Linked DNA regions of Mus musculus: region 1 is linked to region 2. The links are chromatin loops, found by intact Hi-C in ENCODE. Cell type or tissue: left cerebral cortex. All regions are shown on one strand.

The links. A loop is a pair of places that touch in the nucleus more often than their neighbours do. Peaks named below come from ENCODE experiments on the same cell type or tissue, not always from the same donor. Only the 100,000 strongest peaks of a DNase experiment are listed, where the experiment ranks them.
Region 1: a loop joins it to region 2, with 2.8 times the contacts of the local background. A loop is called at or near these places in 2 of 42 quality-filtered maps.

Annotation. Positions count from the first base shown.
Region 1 is chrX:153,034,402-153,042,401 of GRCm38, reverse strand. It overlaps Mageh1 (melanoma antigen, family H, 1), which reads left to right and starts at 4,839. Exons shown (of 1, transcript NM_023788.3): 1 at 4,839-6,236. The coding sequence starts at 5,064. The coding sequence ends at 5,720. It overlaps 9530051G07Rik (RIKEN cDNA 9530051G07 gene), which reads right to left and starts at 4,773. Exons shown (of 4, transcript NR_040272.1): 1 at 4,708-4,773; 2 at 3,618-3,963. In left cerebral cortex, a CTCF peak has its summit at 4,705; DNase peaks (open chromatin) are centred at 4,489 and 4,824; H3K4me3 peaks cover 2,313 bases; H3K27ac peaks cover 1,177 bases.
Region 2 is chrX:153,135,758-153,143,757 of GRCm38, reverse strand. Rragb (Ras-related GTP binding B) reads right to left here and starts at 3,800. Exons shown (of 11, transcript NM_001004154.2): 1 at 3,183-3,800; 2 at 2,361-2,394. The coding sequence starts at 3,274. In left cerebral cortex, CTCF peaks have their summits at 816 and 3,400; DNase peaks (open chromatin) are centred at 3,465 and 3,870; H3K4me3 peaks cover 1,872 bases; H3K27ac peaks cover 688 bases.

The DNA.
Region 1 (8,000 bases), 100 kb after region 2:
AGAGAGGATAATATATGACATGAAAGGAGGAAGAAGTATTTTAGAAAGGGAGAGCAAGAGGGAGGGGAGGAGTGGGTAATGGAAGAGGGAAGGGGTACATGGAAGGGTTTAGAGGGAGGAAGTGTTGTAATTATACTATAATCTCAAAAATTAAAAAATAAAATAAAAGATTCAGAAGACACAAAGAAGAACAAAATATAATGGCATATATTTTGCCAATGAAACTATTGACCCCATTAGTTTGTATGGTAATTCAAGACCATTTGATAAAAAAATAAATAAAATCTAGAAAAGAACTTTGAATTTACTTACATAAATGGCAAGGAATGAAATATAATATATGGTGATAGAAAGTTTATAAATGTGCCTAGGATGGAGGAAAGATGGAAAAAGGGGGAGACAATTATAAAGGGGCATGAAGGAATTTGATGATAAATAATATAACGATTGGGCTTGTGAGATGGCTCAGCAGGTTAAGTGCAGATACTTGCCTCCAAGCCTGATAGCCAGAAATCAATCCCCATGCCCTACATAGTGAAGGGAAAAGAAACCACTCTTAAGGGTTGTTCTTTGGCCTCCACTAATATGCTGCATGTGTGCACCCACCCCCAAATAAATGTAATAAAATATTCTAAAACAATACAACAATTATATTAAATCTACCAACAGTTACACACATACATTAAAATGTATCAAATTGTACAATTTTTAGTATGTGTACTTTATTTTATGCTAATCACATATAACAATTACAATAAGATGTGTTAGTTTACCCATCAGACTGCTAATGAATTATACATCTAACAGTGCTTTGGGAAGACACAGATGTGGTGAAAATGATACACTCCATTCACTGCTGGTGATGCTTACTAAGAAAGGACACAACTATTCGTGGAAATAAGCCTGGATATTTACATCATGATTTATATGCAAAAAAAAAACATTCAAACCACTAACTCTGTGACGAGAAATACAAATATACAGACAAGTATACAAATGTATATGGAATACTGCTTTTAAAAATGAGCAAATATGTTTAAGCAGTGGGGAAATAGTATAATAAGTCATGGTGTGACTATACAGTATGCATGATAATATTATAAACTAAAATTCCTCAATATCTTCATGTCACACTGTTAAAGGAACTAAAATTTGGCCCACAGAGAGAATAATTCCCAATCGCAGAAACTGCTATGAGTCTGTTCATTTTGGCTTTCAGCTTCTCAGACATCTGTTTGCATGTAACCTTTCTAGTCAGCATTAAGGTTTCAGCCCAATATTGACTTACTTATTCAGATATACCCTTCCTGATTACACTAAATTAATCTGATCTCCTAATTCATGCCTAGAGACCTCATCCATAGTCCTGCTAATCAGAGCCAACATCTTCTACACTAAGCTTAAAAAAAAAATCATTAAGCATTTAAGTCTTTGTTTTTCACTAACAGACTGTGAACTAACTCTCCAAACTCTAATGAGTTTCTATCAATGCCTAACACATAAAAGCTATTATATAACTATGACTCTTTACATAAATAAAATTTCTGACCCAGAGCTGCTGTTGTCAGTAGTATTTGATTCTGGACTACTCTATAATAACTAATTTAGTCCCTTCTGAAAAGAATTGCCTGAAAAGCATAGTCCCCAGGATTTCATAGATAGCAGTGGTTCAACAACATATCAAGGATTTTAATCTCATATGTAGAATCTGGAACTGAGCTCAAGAGATTTCTCTTTGGATGTCACGACTTCTAAGCTTATATGTAATTGTCTTTCTCTGATAGCTAGGAAACACTATAGGATCCAGGCCTCTCCACGCCCCTCTCCTCTCTGTTTCTGGCTTAGCAAAAATAGCCTAGAGCCTAAACCTTGTTCCCACTAACTTCTTTGGAAAAACTAGATGGGTGTTGAGGTCTTAGGCTGTATATTAGTTATCTGCTCTATCTATGGAGTCATGGAGGGTTGCACTGTCCTTGGAGTGAAATAATGGTTCATTTAGGTGAAGACGACAATGACAGGGAATGGCACCTACTCCTCAATCCATTGGTGTGGCACAAGGGAGAACAGCATCAAATACACCCCAAATTAATTTACCAAGTAGGAAGTACTAGTACATTTTCCTTAAAAAAAGAAACTTCAGTAAAAAAAAAAAAAGTGAACGTTGGTAATTACATTCTCATAAATAGCATCAAAACGGAAACAAATTATTGTATATTTTAATTATAACTATATATTACAGTATATAATCACAAATATGACAAATCTTTAAGTCCAGGAAACCTTCTCTAAAGGCTCAGGGATCACCGTGGAAGAGGTGGCAGAAAGACTGTAAAGAGCCATCGGATCAGAGAGTTAGCTGTAAGAGTCTGTCTCCTAGGAATGTCAGAAGCCATACCCATCAAGTCTCTCCGACATGACAGTGTGAACGATGAGCAAGGATGAAACCAATGAACACAGAGAATGTACATGAGGTCTCAACCCTACACAAAGAACTGCAAGTGGTTAAGGACATCTGGGAGCAGAAATACTCTTTCCAAGGGGAGAGCACACCAACTGCTTGTCCAGTGCTAAATGATCAGCTCCCAAGCCATACATCCAAATGGCATTGCACAGACTGAACACGTTATATTTAGGAATATATACCTATATGTATATACATATATTCAGGGAATAACCATTAGTGGGGAAAAAAAAGAAGCCTGAATTGGAAGGACAGTATGGGAGGGTTTATGGGACGGTTTGGAGGGAGGACAAGGAAGGGAGAATTGCTGCAATTATAATCTCAAGAATGAAAAGAAAGACTGAAAATATAGTAGTATTTAGCATTAACTTTCACAGAGATAGGAAGCAAGCTGGACAGACCAAGCCAGAGAGATCAGCTTTTTCTGTATAGAACAAATCAGAGGACTGGGATGTTCAATAAACTCATCAAAGGCTTGGAACAGATACACACCAGCCCCAAACTCTTGTTCCCAGTTCTGATTTCAATGACTGTTTCTCTCCAGCAGGCATCTCCTTTCTACCCGCGCACAGGTGTCTGAGCCTCACTGGGTCAAGTTGTGCTGGCAATGCTGTTGCCAGTGACACGCATCACCCACCACAGAGTTCATTCGCTAGATAAGGCCATATCCTGGTCCACAAACTCTACCAAAAAGCTGGGAGCTGCCAAAGTCTATGAGCCCCACAGGGTTAATTTCCCAGTAGGATTCCCAGCTGAGACACTGTCAAACACATGCTTCATCCCTTCCAGTGAAACAAGCAGAAAATATCCATTTACCTTCCAAGAACTGAGAGCACATATGAGGGGCGGGAGCAATGGCTCAGCAGTTAAGAGAACACTTGCTGCTCTTCCAGAGGAATCGAGTTAGGTTGCCAGCACCCATAGCGAGCAGATCTCAAGCACCTCTAACTCAGTCCCAGGGGGTCCCACGCCCTCTGCTAACCCCTCGTGTATACAGCACACAGGGCACAAGCACACGGGGCGCGCGCGCACACACACACACACACACACACACACACACACACTCACACCAAACCATTTTTTCAAAAACGGAACACATGTAAAATCTTTCCACCACATATTCCCTCAAGGCGCATTTCTTAAATGCCACTCTCACCTGCTGCTGCTGCTTGCAACGCACTTAGAGGCAAATCTGTGCTTACTAGGCAGTAAAGGCTTTTCGTTGAATTCGCACAACTCTGAAGCCAGTGCTTGAGTTACATCCACTTTCAAGGGGGAAAGCCAGGCTCAGAGAGGTGAAGGATCTGAGCAAGTTCACGCTTCAAATGACACAAGAAAAGCAGCATGCCTGGCTATGGGGCCTCCCTTGGGGGAGTAGGAACTGACTCATTACTCTTTGGGGCAGGCCGAAATGAACTTGAGCGAGCGAGGAAGCTGCCTGGGAGAAGCAGGTGGTACTTAGAGAGTGGAGGATGGAGGGGAGGCATTTCAGGCAGAGGAACCTGAGCAGAGAGAAGGAGTGGACAAAGTTCAGAGTGTGCACCGAGGGGAGCGAGTCGAGGCAGGTAAGCTGGCTGGCCGGCCTAGAAATCCAGGATCCAACCGCACCATACCATCTCTCTGCTCCCCATTCCCACCCATTGTCTGAAGCCTGCCTGTGGTCTCCCTTCAAATGCCTTTCTGTCTCTCAGTCCCCATGGCAACAGCTCACTTTCATCCAGCTGCTTCTTATTCTAATTGCTTCCTCTGTGGCCTGCCAGGAAGTACTCTGGCCTCCGTGAGGCTGCGCAAATCTAAGCCTGATCTTCTCACTGCCCCCGCTTAATTGACCAGGCGAACACGTAGCAGGGTACAGGCTCTGCGTCTCCTGCGCACTGCTGCCTCCCCTCACCCACCGCTTTGGTCATTAAGTCTATTCTTCGGGTCCCTGATGGGCCCACGAATTAATTAGCCACACATAAACGCCTTCTGAAAACCCAGGCGGGAGAGTGAATATGCTGTGTAAGCCAAGGCAGCCAAGGAGGGCTGGGGTCAGCTGACCTCTTGCAAGCCTGTGCCCCGCCGCACCCCTCCCCCACCCCACCCCACCCCTCTCAGCCCGCCTTTGGTGAGACTGGAAGGGCCCACTGCTTGCCAAAAGCTATGAACCAATAGGATAATGTGTGCACCTGCCTAAAGAAGACCGACATTCTCTTGCGCGCAGGACAAATCCCTGCAACCCCCCGCCCCCTAGCTGTCTTAACTACCATTGTGGGACTCAAAATGCAGCCCGCTCCTTTTCCTTTCGGCTAGCGGAAGTTCCTGTGCGGGAGAGTCCCACTTCCTCTTGGGTGTTTGGCGTGTGCGTGGCAGGAGGGGCGGGGCCAATGCTGCTCTGGTTTCTTGCGCGCTTGGCGCTACAGGGAGTGCGGGCGGCGACTCCTTGCGCAAGTCAGCTTGCCTGGGAAAGGGCTTTGTGGCTGAAAGCGACTGGTTCCTTGCCACAAAGGCTCCGCTGGCGTTTGCGGTTCAGCGGCCGTCCCTGAGTAAGATAGCCACTTTTCTCCGACGCTGCCAATAGCCTTCTCCAAGTGCTGCAGGCTTTCATCGCTTTGCAGGAGCCATGCCTCGGGGACGGAAGAGTCGGCGCCGCCGGAACGCAAAGGCAGCTGAAGAGAATCGCAACAATCGCAAGAGCCAGGCCTCAGAGGCTTCAGAGACCCCGATGGCGGCTTCTGTAGCCCCGAGCACACCCGAAGAATACCTGAGCGGCCCGGAGGAAGACACAAGCACCCTGGAGAAGGCCTCCAGTACCCCTTCAGAAGCTTCGAGCACTGCCCTAGTGCAAAAGCCGGTTACCCGGAGCAATTTTCAGGGCACCAAGAAAAGTCTCCTAATGTCCATATTAGCCCTCATCTTCATCATGGGCAACAGCGCAAAGGAGGCCCTGGTGTGGAAAGTGCTGGGGAAGTTAGGGATGCAGCCTGGGAGGCAGCACAGCATCTTTGGAGATCCGAAGAAGGTCGTTACAGAAGAGTTTGTGCGCAGAGGGTATCTGATTTATAAGCCAGTGCCCCGCAGCAGTCCAGTGGAGTATGAGTTCTTCTGGGGCCCTCGAGCACACGTGGAATCTAGCAAGCTGAAAGTCATGCATTTTGTGGCAAGAGTTCGGAACCGATGCTCCAAAGACTGGCCATGTAACTATGACTGGGATTCAGATGATGATGCAGAGGTTGAGGCTATTCTCAATTCGGGTGCTAGGGGTTATTCTGCTCCATAGAGAGATCCTAGGCAAACCCTTAGGAGTGGAAAAGAGAATCCAAAGTATCTGCTCCATGGAGTAGATAGGCAGGGTCCTGAATTCAAAAGGTTGTGGAGGGTGGGGAGGGCACTGTATTTGGTATTTGTGACCAGTGCTAATTGTTAAACTGCAAAGTAGTGTTTGCTATAGATATTGTTATCTTGTATTCATTTTATAACACTGTTGACTAAGAATCACAATATGTTTAAATATATACTTGAGGAAAAGTTTATGTTATTTTTTTCTGTCGTTGGCATTTGATATTAACAGCTGTGCTAACCTTATTAAATGAAGTCTTTGTGTCATGTTGTGTGATGGATAGAAAGTACCACTGAGAGGCTGTTCTTTGAAAGTTTGGAATAACCAGTAAAGTGTGAGTGGAAGAAGATTACAGATTTGTTCTGTCTTTCCCTTGTGTCTGATGTCTTGTAATGGAACACATTTGTAAATATGCTCACTGTGCAAATAGTATAAATAAAAGCATAGTAAACAGAATGTTTTGTTCATTTATTGTCCACCTGTTAAATGAGGACCAAATTTAGATGCTGGGAATAGTCCTTAACAGAAAGCATCTAGTTTCCAAGAAATTTCAAGATTGTGGGAGGGGGTGGGGAATGGAAATGCAGTAAGTGTTGTAGGGAATGGGCAGGGACTAAGGAGAAGGAAGACAAACTGATGACATCATTTGGGGAATAGAACAGAAAAAAAGAGGGTATCACAGGATGCTTTAAAACCCAAGGAGCATTTCTAGAATGCAGAAGACAGTAGGAAGGGTGGCCATATTACTTGGTATTGAGTGTGGAACTGGATACTTAACAGACCTTGACAGGAGCCATTGGCAAAGACCTGAAAACATTCTAAAATAATAAAGAAGTAGAAACGACACTAAAATTATCTTGAGAGAGGATGGTAGGGTAAAAATAGACTGCTGTGGAGTAGCAGTAAGAGAAATGGAAGAGACTAAGAAGATCCTTGGGGTCCTTAGGTAAATATTGGGTGGGGAAGTAAACTTAGGGTCACTGGGGAGAATAAGGATACTCAGGACATAGAAATTCCTCAATGACATATTCAGGTATGTTAAGGGAGAAGAACAGAACAAGAAAAAAGTCAGGAGAAGAGGGGAAGAGAACCAGGACATCATAAGAAGGCTGTTGCACTTTACAAAAAGACAGTGACACTGAGGTCACCAACACTCATGGTGAATTGGGGACAATGGGAAAAGGGCTTTGAAACACCTGGATTTCTGATGTTGAAGGATACTGAGAGAAGACTGGACATGTAACTTCATAGCATTGGAGTTTCTTGCTCTGCACATAATCCAAAATACTCAGTGTGTGTGTGTGTGTGTGTGTGTGTGTGTGTGTGTATCTGTTTGTCTGCCTGCCTGCCTGCCTGCCTGCCTGACTTTCTGCATGCCTGTCTGTTTCTCTCTCTGTGTTTTCAGGGGCAAGGTAATATTATTCCATATTTCCCTTGAGGTAGTGAAGTACCTACAACTGTAGAGATCTGGGAACCTCCTCCCCATTCTCCTTAGGGACTTGCCTGAGAACATGTACAAGAACAACTCACCAGCTCTAGAGCTGACCACAATTAACACGAGGAAAGTAATAAAAAGAACAGACTGGGGTCTCCTAGGGAGCATGAAGGACAGGCACCTAGCCCAGGCACACCATACAGAGTACAGTGGTCAAGACACTTTCATCCCTCCTTCACTAGAGTCTCACCTGACTTCTGTCTGAGACAAGGCCCAGTCTCTGGCTGCAGCACGGGATGGCAAAAGATTTATGCAAAGCCCAAGGACACACAGGCAGCAGTCTGCAGGCTAAGGATGCTTCCATCAGAAGCAGAGTGGACGAGGTTTCAGAAGCTCCAAACACAGATGATGAGTGGCTTCTATGTCACAGGAAGGGCCAGAGAAGCCTGGCACAGGTAATCAAAGAGGCTTGTCACCACCCCTGAAGGCACATGTTTGTCAGTCCCTCTCAAGGGGTAGGCAGCAAAGGAATCCAGGGGAGAGGTCAGCACACAGCATTCTGGGCCAGAGCCACACAAGTGGCAGACCTGAGACAAGACCCTGCTTCTTTCTCCACATCCCCAGACTGCCTTATACTAGGCTGCCCTGCCATCTGTTATGGCTTGCCAATGCCCACTCCCAGGGCCTCTGCCTTCAAAGGAAATGTGACTTTCAGCCCCAGCCATCAATTCCATGCAGAGGGAGAGAGACCCACTCAATCTGCTCAATTCATAGGAGGTTCCTCT
Region 2 (8,000 bases):
GTAAGTGTGTGTGTGTGTGTGTGTGTGTGTGTGTGTGTGTGTATCTCCAACAAGCAGATTTCATATAGTATAACTAAAAAGTTCTTCCTACTGCTCTGTTCAAGGTCAGGCTGTTTTCCACTTCAGCCCATGATTTCATCCCTTCTGCATATTTCTATAATTTTTATTTCAGGTTTCTGCCTCTTTAAATTACACATAAGAACCACTCTTGATTAAGCTTATCTACTTCTGTCTTTACCTTTTGATTCTCCTAGCCTCAAACTTTTAGCATCCATTCATATTTAACTGAATGGTTTACAGTCTCTTTGCTTCCAGCCATTTAGGGAGCCCTGACTCTGTGTCTGGATTCATCCTATATTCTCTACCATCCTTTATTCTTCTTTCTACTAAGTCTCAACTTATCCATCAACACTTGGTTCAACAATCATCACGGGAATTTTCTCTGGAGCTGGGGATGTAGCTCAGTAGCTCAGTACTAGGGCACTTACCTAATATAAGTGAAACCTGGGTTCAATCCCCAGTAAATCCCCATAAAGTTTCTTTGACCTAAATGCCTTAGGCCAGCATTCCTCAACCTGTTGGTTGCAACCCCTTTCGGGAGTCAAAAAACCCTTTCACAAGGGTCACTTCAGATCATCAAAAAACACAGATATTTATATTATGATTTGTCACAGTAGAAAATTGCAGTTATGAAGTAGCAACGAAAATAATGTTGTGGTTGGGGAGTCACCACAACATGAGGAAGGGTCACAGCATTAGGAAGGTTGAGAAGCATTGGTTTAGGCTGAGAGGTATCATGCCTGCCCCTCAGTGGTACTACTATATCATTGCAGACCATAAAGCTCTGTAGTCCTTCCTTTCAACAACTCTCTCACAAGACTGGAAACATTTGAAGGACAGAGGGAGAGTCTTTGTATCCTTTGTGTACTTTCTTATCTCCAGTGCCTAACAGGGAACAAAAGCTTGAAATGCACTCATCAAAAGAATGGTGCCACACGCCTTTAATCCCAACACTTGGGAGGCAGAGGAAGGCAGATTTCTGCGTTCGAGGCCAGCCTGGTCTACAGAGTGAGTTCCAGGACAGCCAGGGCTATACAGAGAAACCTTGTCTCGAAAAAACCAAAATAAAAATAAAAATAAAAAATAAAAAATAAAGAAATGAACAAGCCATTAGAGGAAAAAAGGCAAGGACAACTATCTGGTAGAGAGCAAGACTTTACAGATGTCTTTCTTGTGTAAGGATTTGACACAAGAAAAAACACCTGTTAAAGCCAAATTATCTTGCACTACAAGGAGTCAGAGTTAAATGACTTTCACAGTCCTTTCTAAGCACAGTGTTTATGAGATACAGTTCTGTTAACTTTCCTTTTCAAATGAAAGAGACACAGATTCTACCTCCAATCCTAACATATCAAAATGTCTGATTACAAATATAAGAAGCTTTAGTGAAAACATACTGGATATGCATTGGCTCAATTCAACAATTTAGATATCCAGGTTTACCTAAGAAAATTTAATTGTTTATTTAGTCTAAAATTTATATGAACATTTTCCTTGCCCTTTGCAAAACAAATTAACTAAACAATTAACTAGATTAACTAAACATTAATTAAGCAATAACTGTATCTATTTCTGAAGGTAAAGGCTGATCCTTCAACGCATGTGCATTGCAGAACCATTAAAGCAAATGGCAGTTCGCCCCCTTTCTCTTTTCACAGTTCCTTAAGCTTCTACTTTTCCCCTCCTAATTATGTAGAAATTTCTGGCATTTTTTTAGGCATCCTTGTTGACAGCAACTTCAGACATTCATCAAAAAAAAAAAATCCTCCTAGCAAACTTGAGGCCCAGAATTAAATTTTAGATAAAGTCAGGCTAAAAATATGGGAGCTTTTTTAACCTTACATGGTGAGGATAATTATGTTTGTGGTGTACAGGGAGTTTATTCATGTAAACTTCCTAATATCCCTATGAAGGTTATTACCAGTACTTCACAAGTGATACTAAATCCCAAAAAGGTCAAGAAATATTGCTCCTGAGCTACAGTCTTAGGGATATTGTCTAAGTCCCAATAAAAGTGCAAAGCAAAGCAAAGAACATCCAATTCCAGCTAGAAAAAAAAATTGCACGTAACATTTGATTTGGGTTAAAGAATCAGTGCACACACAGAGGGCTGTGTAATATTTGTATCTGGCTTGACTCCATGAGATTAATTTTAGACAAAGTAAATCTGACAGTAAATAAGGGGATGAGTGTCTCAAAGACCCCATAGATTCTTGCCACAATCCAGAAAAAGCCAGATTCCCTGAACTGCAGCTTCTTACCTTTTTCTTCATGTTACTGATGTAGCTAACACATCTTACCTTTTTCTTCATGGCTGCATTTGGCATTGCCCACCTGTAGATATAAACCAAAAGATGGTGTTTTCGTGATCTAATTGCCGGGGGCGGGGGGTGGGGGGGGGGACACACAAGTAAACTGAAAGATGCAGACGAATATTCTTTAAAGCAGCTAAGTATGGATGAGACCTCTTTTCAGAAGTCTTCATTTTCCTAAATTATAAAGCTGGGTTTATGCTCCCTGTTTCCTTCATCAGCTCGGGAGACGCTTCCTAGGATGGCATATTTAGGAATAGAAACCATTTAAATTCAAGATTTGATATTTTGTCATAAAGCTGAAGCAACACTCTGGGTACTTTTATAAATCAAACAATATTGTCATAATCTGAATACTATTTTTTTTAAATTCATCTCCGTATTTTTCAAATCTAGAAGCATCTTTGGACCTTCAATCGTCCTTCCAAGCTGTATTTCATTCATTAAAGGCACAAAGTACATATAACGCAGTTCTCAAATAGGCATATCGCACTATACGTCATTGGTCAGCAAATGTCTGTCCTTTCCTTTTTTATCATCAACAAGGTGATAACATCAAATAACCTTTATAGAAAACAGAAAACAACTCAGAACTGTCTCAATTAGAAGACTACGCATAAACCAGGAATCCCACATCCAGGCAAAGGGTGTTTCTATTCTGTTTTCCGTCATCAAGGGCATGATATCAATCAACCATATTGGTAAATTAAAGCAATTCATCACTGCAGGTTAGAGGTTGTTGCATCTCACAATACTCTTTACAATTAGCATGCCCTCCCTCCCAGGTGCAACATAATCCCCTTTACCCACCCAAGCGATCCTTCCGGCTCCCCTAGAGGAGGCTCCACTTTTGGGCCCACATTCTCTTTCTCTGTCTTTTTCTCGGAGTCAGATTCTTCCATCGTGCAACAAGTCCTTCACAGTGCCTTCTAAATCCGCAGTACCGTTCTTCTGGCTCACCTGCCTACGCTCAGCACCCAGGGCCCGCGGGGCCTGATCTATCCCTGCCTCCGCCTTTGTCCACTGGGGGGCCGCTTTTCCCACAGTTACCTTTACCGACCCGAACTTAGTCTCCAGGCACAGCCGAGCAGGCCAGCCCAAAGGAGCAAGCGATTCGATTCGGTGCGTGCAAAGGAAGAGATGGAGGAGAGGGAGGGCAAGGTGGATGAGGAGTTGGTCCCGAGTTTGGGCCTCACTCGCCAAGGTCTCAAGACCCAAAGGTAACTTGGTCAGCTTCTGTACAGACTGCAAAGGCTGAGATAACGGAATGAGCGGAGCGGAGCTGCAGAAGCAAAGCGGTCACTGCCTGGTGGCTCCTCCCGACCTCGCTGCCAGTCACGGTCCGCCTGAGGATGCTCTTACTTCCGCGCCCGCCCTTCAGGAGCGCAAGAACCTCACCGCAACCACGCTACTGCAGGCCAGGATCACGTGGGAACCTGCCGTAGTCCCAGGGCCTGTCACGTGCCGCTACCCTTTTGGGGGGGCCCTGGGTTTGCTTGGAAGAATACCATAGAGACTGCTTTAGGAAAGCCAGAGTGCCACCCGCCATCACGTGGCCCGGGCTCTCATTTCCGCGCCATTGGCCCTTAGGGCGGCCTGCGGGCACCTAGACACTGATGGACGCGGCCCCGCCCACTCGCTGCTCAGAGTTAAAGGAGAAGGTTGCAATTTCAGCACCTGCCAGCTAGCCGTTTTCACTACTCCCTATGATTAGGGCCCTGTGCATTTTTGCATTTTGGTAACTTTTCTTCCCGTTAATCCTTATGACAGTTCAAGTAATTAAAAAAGCAATCCATCTAAAGTGTTTTAAACTGTCTTTCCCATAGAAAACTCTCAATAAGTTGTTATTGCCAGGACCAGAACCACACGGAGGGTTTAACACGTCCGCCACTTAACTTTTAAAAGTTGCAAACATAATTTTAAAGTTTCTGATGATCATCATGAGATACTTGCTACATACAGAGTTTTATGTGGAGAAGAAGTGATTTGTCAACCAGCTCTCAAATCTCAACGCAGCAAGTTCCAACCTCAATGACCTAAGAGCTTCTTAGGCTTGGAACTCTTTTAAATGTGACACCAAGGTTACAGGCTGGGAAAAAGAGTGGCATAGGTTGATGCTCCCTTGAAAGACTGAATTTGCCATTCACAGTTTGTAATGGCCTCAACTTTCTCAGCTTATAGGTAATGTCCTCCAGAGGTCTTCCCAACCCATACTCTATTAGAGTACAACAGTCTTTTGAACCTGCAGTAGTTATTTTCTGTTGTATGCTTTTTAATTCATAATATTCCTTTGTAGTTTTTCTTTTGTTGTTGAGATTATACTGTAGACACATTTCTTTTTTCCCTTTTTTCCCTCCAAACCTTGTCATATAAACAACTCTCCTTGCTCTTTCAAAGTCATGGCTTCGTTTTTCATTGGTTGTTGTTATATGCACATATATGTATATACATATATATTCCTAATATAACCCGCTCAGTCTGTATAATAATCTCATATATATGTTTTCAGGGCTGAGCAGTTGGTATTGAAGAACCAGACAGTGTATTCTTCCCTAGGGAAAATTATTTCTCCTGCTCTGGGCATTCCTTGGTTGCCTGTAGTTCTTTGTGTAGAGTATAATACTTACTGACATGGCAATAATCTTGTTTATTTGATCTCTGAGTATAGGATTTCTATTTAAACGCTATAAGGACAAGCACTTACTTTTGAAAAATGTTCTCCTATACACTAGGTTCACAGACCAGAATGTGTGTATATACTCGATATTCACTGAGTACTGTTTTTTTTATAAAGATAAGAACAAATGTGTTAAGGAATTTCTGATTAATAACAGAAAGGAGAAAATGTATGATAGTTCTTTAATATCCACAACACATGAGTGTATTTTGAGAATGAGCATGCCTAGACATTTTTAGGAAGTAAAGCCAATGAAAAGAGAGGAAACAATTGCTACAAAATTTCTGGAGAGGAGAAGGAGAGGAAGCTAGAGCACAGCTAGCAACATTCCTTCTGGATAGAAGACAAAAATTCTATGGAGACATGAGTAGGAGACAAGAGTAGGCATGGACACAAAGCAGTCTCTAGAAGTTGATGATAGGTGGTGTATATGGGAAACTATCCCAGCTATTGTATTCTATTATCAGTGTTGGAAAAGCAAGATCATTTTGGGAAATTGGCCGAGATGTTAACCATTTGAAAGATAAGCAAAAGAACAGCATAAAGAAGCATGCCGCAAGGATTTCTGTTCGGTACTGAAAGAACAATTAAGGTTGGAAATAGTAAGATGGTATGGCACACATGCATGGATTGGTTTGGGGGTGTGTTTTTTGCTCTAAATGTAATCAACAACCTTAGTGGAGATGATTATAAGACAGGCTAGGTATGACCTCTGAATCTTCTTCCAGGGCTTTTGAAGTTTAAGTAGGAAACAAGGATAAGGAGTCAAGAAATTTATAAACACTCATCTTCACATGTTCAGTGGATGCTCCTGTGAGTAAGGAAAAATATAAACACTTCATAGAGTTGGGTTTTCTTAAAGACAGAAGAAGTGGGACAAAAGTTAAATTGAGTTTGATTTTAGTGAAATAGTGTGATGCTTTGAACAACAATGTTCCCCAAAGGCTCATGTGTGCATTTATTCCCCCAATTGAAGGTGCTGTTTGGAGAAGTTTAAGAGGTGTGGCCTTATTGAAGGAAATATGCCACTGAAGGCAGCTTTTGAAGAGTTTAAAAACCTGCACCATTCCATTGTTCTCTCTGCTTCATTTTTGTGTTTCAAGATGTGAGCTCTCAGCATCCCGATTCAGCTGTCATGCCTGCTGCTTGCTGCAATGCTTCCCTGCTGTGATGGAGTCTTATGTCTCTGGACCCATTACCCAAATAATCTCTTCCTGCTCCAAGATGTCTTGGTCACTGTATTATATCAGAGTAGTAGGAAAGGAACTAATACAGATGTTTGAACTCAATTTCATATTTAAGTTTAAGTAGTAGAAGCTATTCTGAATACTGAGATCTTGATAAAACAGCAGGCCTTAAACAAATTATTAGAATTCTCTGAACCTCATTTTCCTCTAGTATAAAATCTTTTTAATAACAACTTTCTCAGATGTTTTAAGGATTGAACTAGACCATGAAAGAAAATTGCCCCATATAGTGGCTTATCTATAAATGGTACTTAATAAATGATATTTTAAAATGTGAAGTTCCATTCAAACAGAATAATGTCTATACTAGTATCTGATAAACTAGACTTGAAGTCTGAGACAAAAGAGCCATTATATCATAAATAGAGGCATCAACTCCTCAAGAATATATAACAGTTGTAAGTTCATATGTATCCAATATAATATTTCCCAGGTATATAAAACAAATATTCTGGCTGTAAAGTGAAAAACTCTAATATGTTATAGCATGGAATTTCAATACCACACTTTACAAAACAAATAAACAAACATCTAGACAAACTCAGTAAGATTTAAAATACACTTTCTACTGAATGGACTTGATAGACATATCTAGAGTATTCCACAAAAGAGCACAATAGACATTTTCTCAATTCCACTTGGAAAATGCTCCAGACTATTATATTATATCACAAAAATAGAAGAAATTTAAAGATTATAATTGTTATTAAGTTTCTTTTCTGATCACTATGCTATAACACTAGAAATAAGTAACAGAAGTAAAGTTGTAAAATCCACAAACATGTGAAAATTAAGCAATATACTCATGGATATCCAGTGAACAAAGAGGAAATTACAAGAGGAAAGTAAAATGATGTTTATAGCAAAAATGCCTAAGTTAAAAAAGAAAATGTTCAAATTAACAAAGCAGAACTTCTCAAGTAACTAAAAATAAAAAATAAAGTCCAAAGTTACAGAGATATTCCCATCCAGTAAAGATCAGAGCAAAGTGTTGAAATAGAGATAAGAAAAACCAATACAAAGCTCAACCTGAATAGCTTTTAAAAGATAAATAGAAGTGGCAATCCTTTAGCTAGGCTAATTAAAAAAAAATCCCCCTCCCGCCCCAAACTCTCAAATTGTGAAGAAAACAGGAACAATTACACCTGCCACCTGCAGAAATTCAAAGGCTTATATGAGATTTCTATGAGCAATTTAAGGACAATAAACTGAATAACCGGGACAAAATGGGTAAATCCTTCTTATTTTTTTCTTTTTTCTTTGTATGTATTCTTCTCTCATACAATACATTCCAACTACAGCCTCCCCTCTCTGCATTCATTCCAGCTCCCCTCCTCCCCCACCTTCCCTCTCCCTGCTCCTTTGTTTCCCATTAGAAAAGAGGCAAACAGGACTGACAAAAAGAAGAAAGAAAGAAAGAAAGAAAGAAAGAAAGAAAGAAAGAAAGAAAGAAAGAAAGAAAGAAAGAAAGGAAGGAAGAAGGGAGGGAGGGAGGGAAGGGAGAGAGAGGAGAGGAGAGGAGAGGAGAGGAGAGGAGAGGAGAGGAGAGGAGAGGAGAGGAGAGGAGAGGAGAGGAGAGGAGAGGAAGAAGGAGAGAAGGAGAGAAGGAGAGGAGAGAAGGAGAGAAGGAGAGAAGGAGAGAAGGAGAGAAGGAGAGAAGGAGAGAAGGAGAGAAGGAGAGAAGGAGAGAAGGAGAGAAAGAAA